2 separate regions of the Homo sapiens genome follow, and region 2 is linked to region 1. The links are chromatin loops, found by intact Hi-C in ENCODE. Cell type or tissue: left lung. All regions are shown on one strand. Each heading gives the region's core, and the rest is flanking DNA. Links, peaks and the distances in the headings are about the cores only. Region 1 overlaps JARID2 (jumonji and AT-rich interaction domain containing 2). Region 2 overlaps LOC105374945 (a long non-coding RNA gene).

What was found. Peaks named below come from ENCODE experiments on the same cell type or tissue, not always from the same donor. Only the 100,000 strongest peaks of a DNase experiment are listed, where the experiment ranks them.
Region 2: it touches region 1 in a loop (8-fold over the local background); 1 of 110 quality-filtered maps calls a loop at or near these places.

Annotation. Positions count from the first base shown.
Region 1 is chr6:15,425,978-15,428,787 of GRCh38, forward strand. The region is part of intron 3 of JARID2 (jumonji and AT-rich interaction domain containing 2); the gene reads left to right. Among named protein-coding and RNA genes, the nearest start is that of DTNBP1-AS1, 120 kb to the right of the region's middle. In left lung, for the core only: no CTCF peak of the experiment used is centred there; no DNase peak of the experiment used is centred there; H3K27ac peaks cover 1,829 bases.
Region 2 is chr6:14,990,937-14,993,746 of GRCh38, forward strand. All of the region lies in intron 2 of LOC105374945 (a long non-coding RNA gene), which reads right to left. Among named protein-coding and RNA genes, the nearest start is that of JARID2-DT, 250 kb to the right of the region's middle. In left lung, for the core only: no CTCF peak of the experiment used is centred there; no DNase peak of the experiment used is centred there.

The sequences.
Region 1 (2,810 bases), core at 255-2,754:
AATAGCATGATGTGAGCTGCCAGCTGTGGGTTTCTCAGCCAATCTAATGCAGGGAAACAGGCCTGTACCTGTTTCTGTGAACATGGTAGCTGGGTGCAGTGCAGTTATAGTAATAACATGATGAGCTTCTTGAGTACTGGGCAGTTTGCCTTGGGAGGGGACAGCAGCTACTTGAGACCTGCCACTCAGGAAGGGCCAGAGTTTTCGAGATTGTGACTCTTAATAATCCTCGAGTGGGGCCGAGGTTTGACAAGTGAAGGGTTCTTTGTGCTTCTTAACAGGCTGCTTCTAGAAGGCTTTGTGTGCTTCAGGGCATTCTCTTTACCGATGGACTTCACAAGCTGGCTGAGAGAGAAGGCAGGATTGAATTATAAACTTTTCTTTACCAAGATGGTGAGCTGGAGGCAAGATGGTTAGTTGATATTCAAAAGGACGCACGTGGATGTTGGGCAGGCTGCACATTGGACAGGCCCAGCTAGGCAGACTGGAAATGACCAAGAACCCAGGTAGTTTGTAGAATTAAATGAAATAACCTGTCTCCACACTATGTAGGAGGTTACTATGCTTAAGTGTTGGCTCCCAAATCAGTCTAAGCCAAGATGTGCTCAGAGGCACTGAATCAATATTTGTTGAATGGATGTGGACTGACAGCACTAGCTTCCTTCAGTTATAGTAGGGAGTGGAAGAGCTCCAAGAGGGTTTCCTGTCTTCACCTTAGTAAATGAAAAACAAACCCCAATCTTGCTTGCTTGCTGTTTTTCCAACCCCCAGAGGATGAGGTGACTTAAGCCTAATAGATTCTTGGATAATTACAAGGAGGTCAGGAGATTTTACCATTTGAAAGCCATCAGTGCCATTTTATGGTTTTGATCAAAAGGCTTATTTATAGTATACATTTACATTGTTTAAGTGTATGTGTTTGTTAAAGAATTACATAACTGGCCTGAGTAATGGGGGGTACATCAGCACCTTGATATATTTGGAGTAGCACTTTGCAGGAATGTAAAGGAGGGCTGTGTCTGGCAACCCTTTGTGGCTGTGTGCAATTTATTTTTAACCTTGCCATTTATGCTTATCTTCCTGAAATTGTGTTTTATGAGTTTGAAACCTGGGTCTTCTTTCTTTAACAAGTTCCTGTTCCTGCTAGACTTGGGTCTGTCTCTAGAGAGGTCTTATTAGATACTCAATTCTTCTGCATAAACCTGCACCACACTCTGTCCTAAGAGTTCAGAGCATGTGAGTTGTAGTGTGATGGAAGGAATCGCAAAGCCTGGACCTGCCGCAGAATATTTGCATCCTCTGCAGGTTTAGATGTTGGCGAACACTTGTTGGGACTTCATATTCACCCCCATTATTTGCTTCAGGCTCCTGGCAAACATACTAGCTTCTTCCGCATTTGTTTATTTTCTAGAAAACAAAAAAGGCTGGAACTTCATTTTTATTACTGCAGTGGCCATTTCCTTTTTCTGTTACCTCGGAGATCAGATTGCAGGGATATCACTTCCACCCCCCATGTAAATTATGGTCTAGTATGCTTTGTGGTTGCCATGGAAACTGCTGGATACAAGTTTCTTTCCTTCCTCCTCTAAGCTCTTGCTAGGCTTTTAAACAGTAACATTTTTGTCTCATCCCTTTGCCCTCCTTGCCTTTTCACACCCCCAAAGGACAAGTCTAAACACCACCCTGATCTTTTTCAGCAGTTTCTGACCCTCCTGGGAACATTTGATCAGTTCCTGAATCTTCCTTAGTGTGAATGTGTAGACACTGGTTCCTGGCATCTTACGTGAAAGGCACTAGATGCTGGAATTGTGAGGGCTTGGAGTCACCTGGTTTGTGAAGGAGGTGACAGCCATTAATGTCACTTGTGGTTCACATGTGAGTGCTTATATGGGGTTGTTAGACATACCTTTTTTTTTTTTAATGCAGAGTGCTGCTTGATGTTAATACCTCACTTGACTGCCTAGTGCAATTGCAAGTAGTGCACAGTGCTTTAACTAAGATGAGAATTGAATGTTTCTTCTTACTACTGTCGCCGTATACTTCCTGTTCCCTCACTGCCTCCCTCCTATTTTATTGTAAGATGGGAGTCTGGCGGGTGATGAAAGGCAGCAACCAAAGTGACTTGTTTTAGAAGAAAATTGGGTTCATTTCTGCTTTTGGAAATTTTAAGGAGGGGTTTTTATGGTAAGTGGGTTTTTTTCTACACAATAAGGTAAATATCATGCAAGAATATTTTTTCCTTTAGGCTCAATGGCTTTAATTTGCAATGATAGAATCTTCTTTTTTTGTTAGATATATATTTTTGTTATACTTTAAGTTCTAGGGTACATGTGCACAATGTGCAGGTTTGTTACGTAATGTATACATGTGCCATGTTGGTGTGCTGCACCCATTAACTCATCATTTAGCATTAGGTATGTCTCCTAATGCTATCCCTCCACCCTCCCGCCACCCCACAACAGGCCCTGGTGTGTGATGTTGCCCTTCCTGTGTCCAAGTGTTCTCATTGTTCAATTCCCACTTATGAGTGAGAACATGCCATATTTGGTTTTTTGTCCTTGCGGTAGTTTGCTGAGAATAATGGTTTCCAGCTTCATCCATGTCCCTACAAAGGACATGAACTCATGCAATGATAGAATCTTCTAGTGCCAGGCATGGTGGCTAATGCCTGTAATCCTAGCACTTTGAGAGGCCAAGACTGGCGAATCACCTGAGGTCAAGAGTTCGAGACCAGCCTGGCCAACATGGTGAAACCTTGTCTGTACTTAAAATACAAAAATTAGCTGGGCCTGGTGGCACACACGTGTAAT
Region 2 (2,810 bases), core at 172-2,671, 440 kb before region 1:
TGAGACAGTCTTACTCTGTTGCCCAGGTTTGGGTGCAGTGGCGTGATCTCGGCTCACTGCAACCTCCACCCCCTGGATTCAAGTGATTCTCGTGCCTCAGCCTCCCAAGTAGCTGGAATTATAGGTGTGCACCACCACACCTGGCTAATTTTTGTATTTTTAGTAGAGACGGGATTTCACCATGTTGGCCAGGCTGGTCTTGAACTCCTGGGCTCAAGTGCTGAGATTACAGGTATGAGCCACCACGCCCAGCCCGAAATTTCTTTCTAATTACACAAGTAACATCTAAGTGCATGAACACACACACATGCACAATTATTATTATTATTTTCTTTAAAAAAAAAGACAAGGCCTCTCTCTGTCGCCCAGGCTGGAGTGCAGCGGCATGATCCTCAGTTACTGCCGCCTCAAACTTCTGGGCTCAAGTGATCTTCCCACCTCAGTCTCCCAAAGTACTAAGATTACAGGCATGAGCCACGGCACCCAGCTCTGCAAAAATCTTTCAAACAACTTGGGATTGAAAGTCCTCTTGATTTTCCCACTCTAATCCCTCTGCCTTTCTAGATGCTTATCACAGGTATTGTGGGTTGTGCTAGCTCTTTCTCTTTTGCGTATGCATAAATAATGGAGAAACGAAATCTAGACCACACGTGCTATTCTGTCCCTCAGTTTATTCTCTTCATGTGTCTTAGAGATCTTTCTTCACTCAAGAAAATTGAAAGGTGACCTGGGCCAGTGGTTTGTAACTGGGCGGCCTAAAGCCCTAAGGATTCTGTAGAGAGGACCTTGAAGACTGCCCCAGGAGCAAAGAGGAGCTCCAGAGACCCCACAAAAGGAAAGAATTGATCCAGTTTAATTCCTTTGTCTTTGCCTTCTGCTAAGAGATAAAGATTCCTGAGAAGAGTTAGACGTGTATAGTTGGGTTTCACTGGCATTTGTTTTCTTGAGAGCAATTTTAGGGCAAGGGTGGAGAGTAACATGGAATTGCCTCAGTTTCTCCAATATGATCAGTCTAAAGAAAGCAAGAATTAGGAAAGGCCAGAGATAGAAACAGACTCTGCTCCATGAAGGACAATAATCCATGTATTCATCTCAGGTCTTATGTATGGCTATGTATAACATCTGTGCAACCAGGAAATCACTACCCATGTACATTTGAAATCTTCTCTGGTTTTCCTCTAAGTCCTGGATTCTAGATCTTTCTGTACTCCTTAAAAGGAGTTTTGGGCTTAGGAAGAGCAATATAGAAAGACCTAGAATTTCTCCCTGGAAATTGTCTTCCTAGACATTGTATTCATGTCCAGGAAGAATGGGACAAAATCTGACCAGACAGGCCTGCTCCAGTCTAAGGGAAACTTCCTTTTGCGGCCAGGTAAACTGACCATCTGGAAAATCTTTGAATCAAACAGAAGCATAAGAAAAAACATCTCTAAAACACCAATGTACTAGACAGCCCCAGAAGCAAAGCTTCCTCTCTAAGTGTCACAGTGCCTAGTTGTGTGCAAAGGCAAGTGGCTGGAGGGTGCTATCCGCAGTGGGAAACCCTAGCAAGTCACTGAGGTCTTCTAAAACTCCAAGTCTTCATCTATGTAACTGAGATAATAACTGCTGATCTCATAGGTCACTGTCAGGAGTAAATGAGTGACGATGTCTAACTTCTAGTGTAGTGCCTGACATGTACCATTACAGATTGAATTCTGTGCCCCTATATTAGCCCATTCTCATGTTGCTACAAAGAACTACCTGAGACTGGGTAATTTACCAAGAAAAGAGGTCAAGGGTATAGTGAACCACGATTGCATCACTGCACTCTAGCCTGGGTGACAGATTAAGACCCTGTCTCAAAAAAAAAAAAAAAAATTTATAAATTAACCAAGCATGATGGTACATATGTATAGTCCTAGCTACTTCAGAGGCTGAGGTGGAAGGACAGCTTGAAGCCAGGGGTTCAAGACCAGCCTGGGCAACATTAGCAAGCCTCCATCTCTAATAAATAAATAAATAAATAAATAAATAAATAAATAAATAAATAGAATCATCATATGATCCAGCAATTGAAGCAGGATCTTGAAGACATATTTGCACACGCATGTTCACAACAGCACTATTCACAATAGCCAAGAGGTGGAAGTAGCCCAAATGTCCATCCGTGGATGAACAGATAAAGCAGATGTGGTCTATACATACCATGGAATATTATTCAGCCTTAAAAAGAAGGAAATCCTGTCCTATGCTACAACATGGATGAATGTTGAGGACATTGTCCTAGGTGAAATAATCCAGAAGAAAAACACAAATACTGCATGACTCCACTTACATGAGGTCCCTGGAGTAGTCAAATTATGGAAACAGAAAGTAGGATGGTGGTCAGGGTAGCGGGAGAGGGAATGGAGAGTTGTTCAATGGATACAGAGTTCCAGTTTTGCAGGATAAAAAAGTTCTAGAGGCCTATTACACAACAATGTGAGCATAATTAGCACTAGTGAACTTAAAAATGGTGAAGAGGATAAATTTTTTTTTTTTTTTGAGACGGAGTTTCACTGTTGTAGCCCAGGCTAGAGTGCAATGGTGTGATCTTCGCTCTCCGCAACCTCTGCCTCTCAGGTTCAAGCAATTCTCCTGTCTCAGCCTCCCGAGTAGCTGGGACTATAGGCATGCACCACCACACCCAGCTAATTTTGTATTTTTAGTAGAGATGGGGTTTTCCGTGTTGGTCAGGCTGGTCTCCAACTCCCGACCTCATGTGATCCACCTGCCTCGGCCTCCTAAAGTGCTGGGATTACAGGTGTGAGCCACCGTGCCTGGCCGAA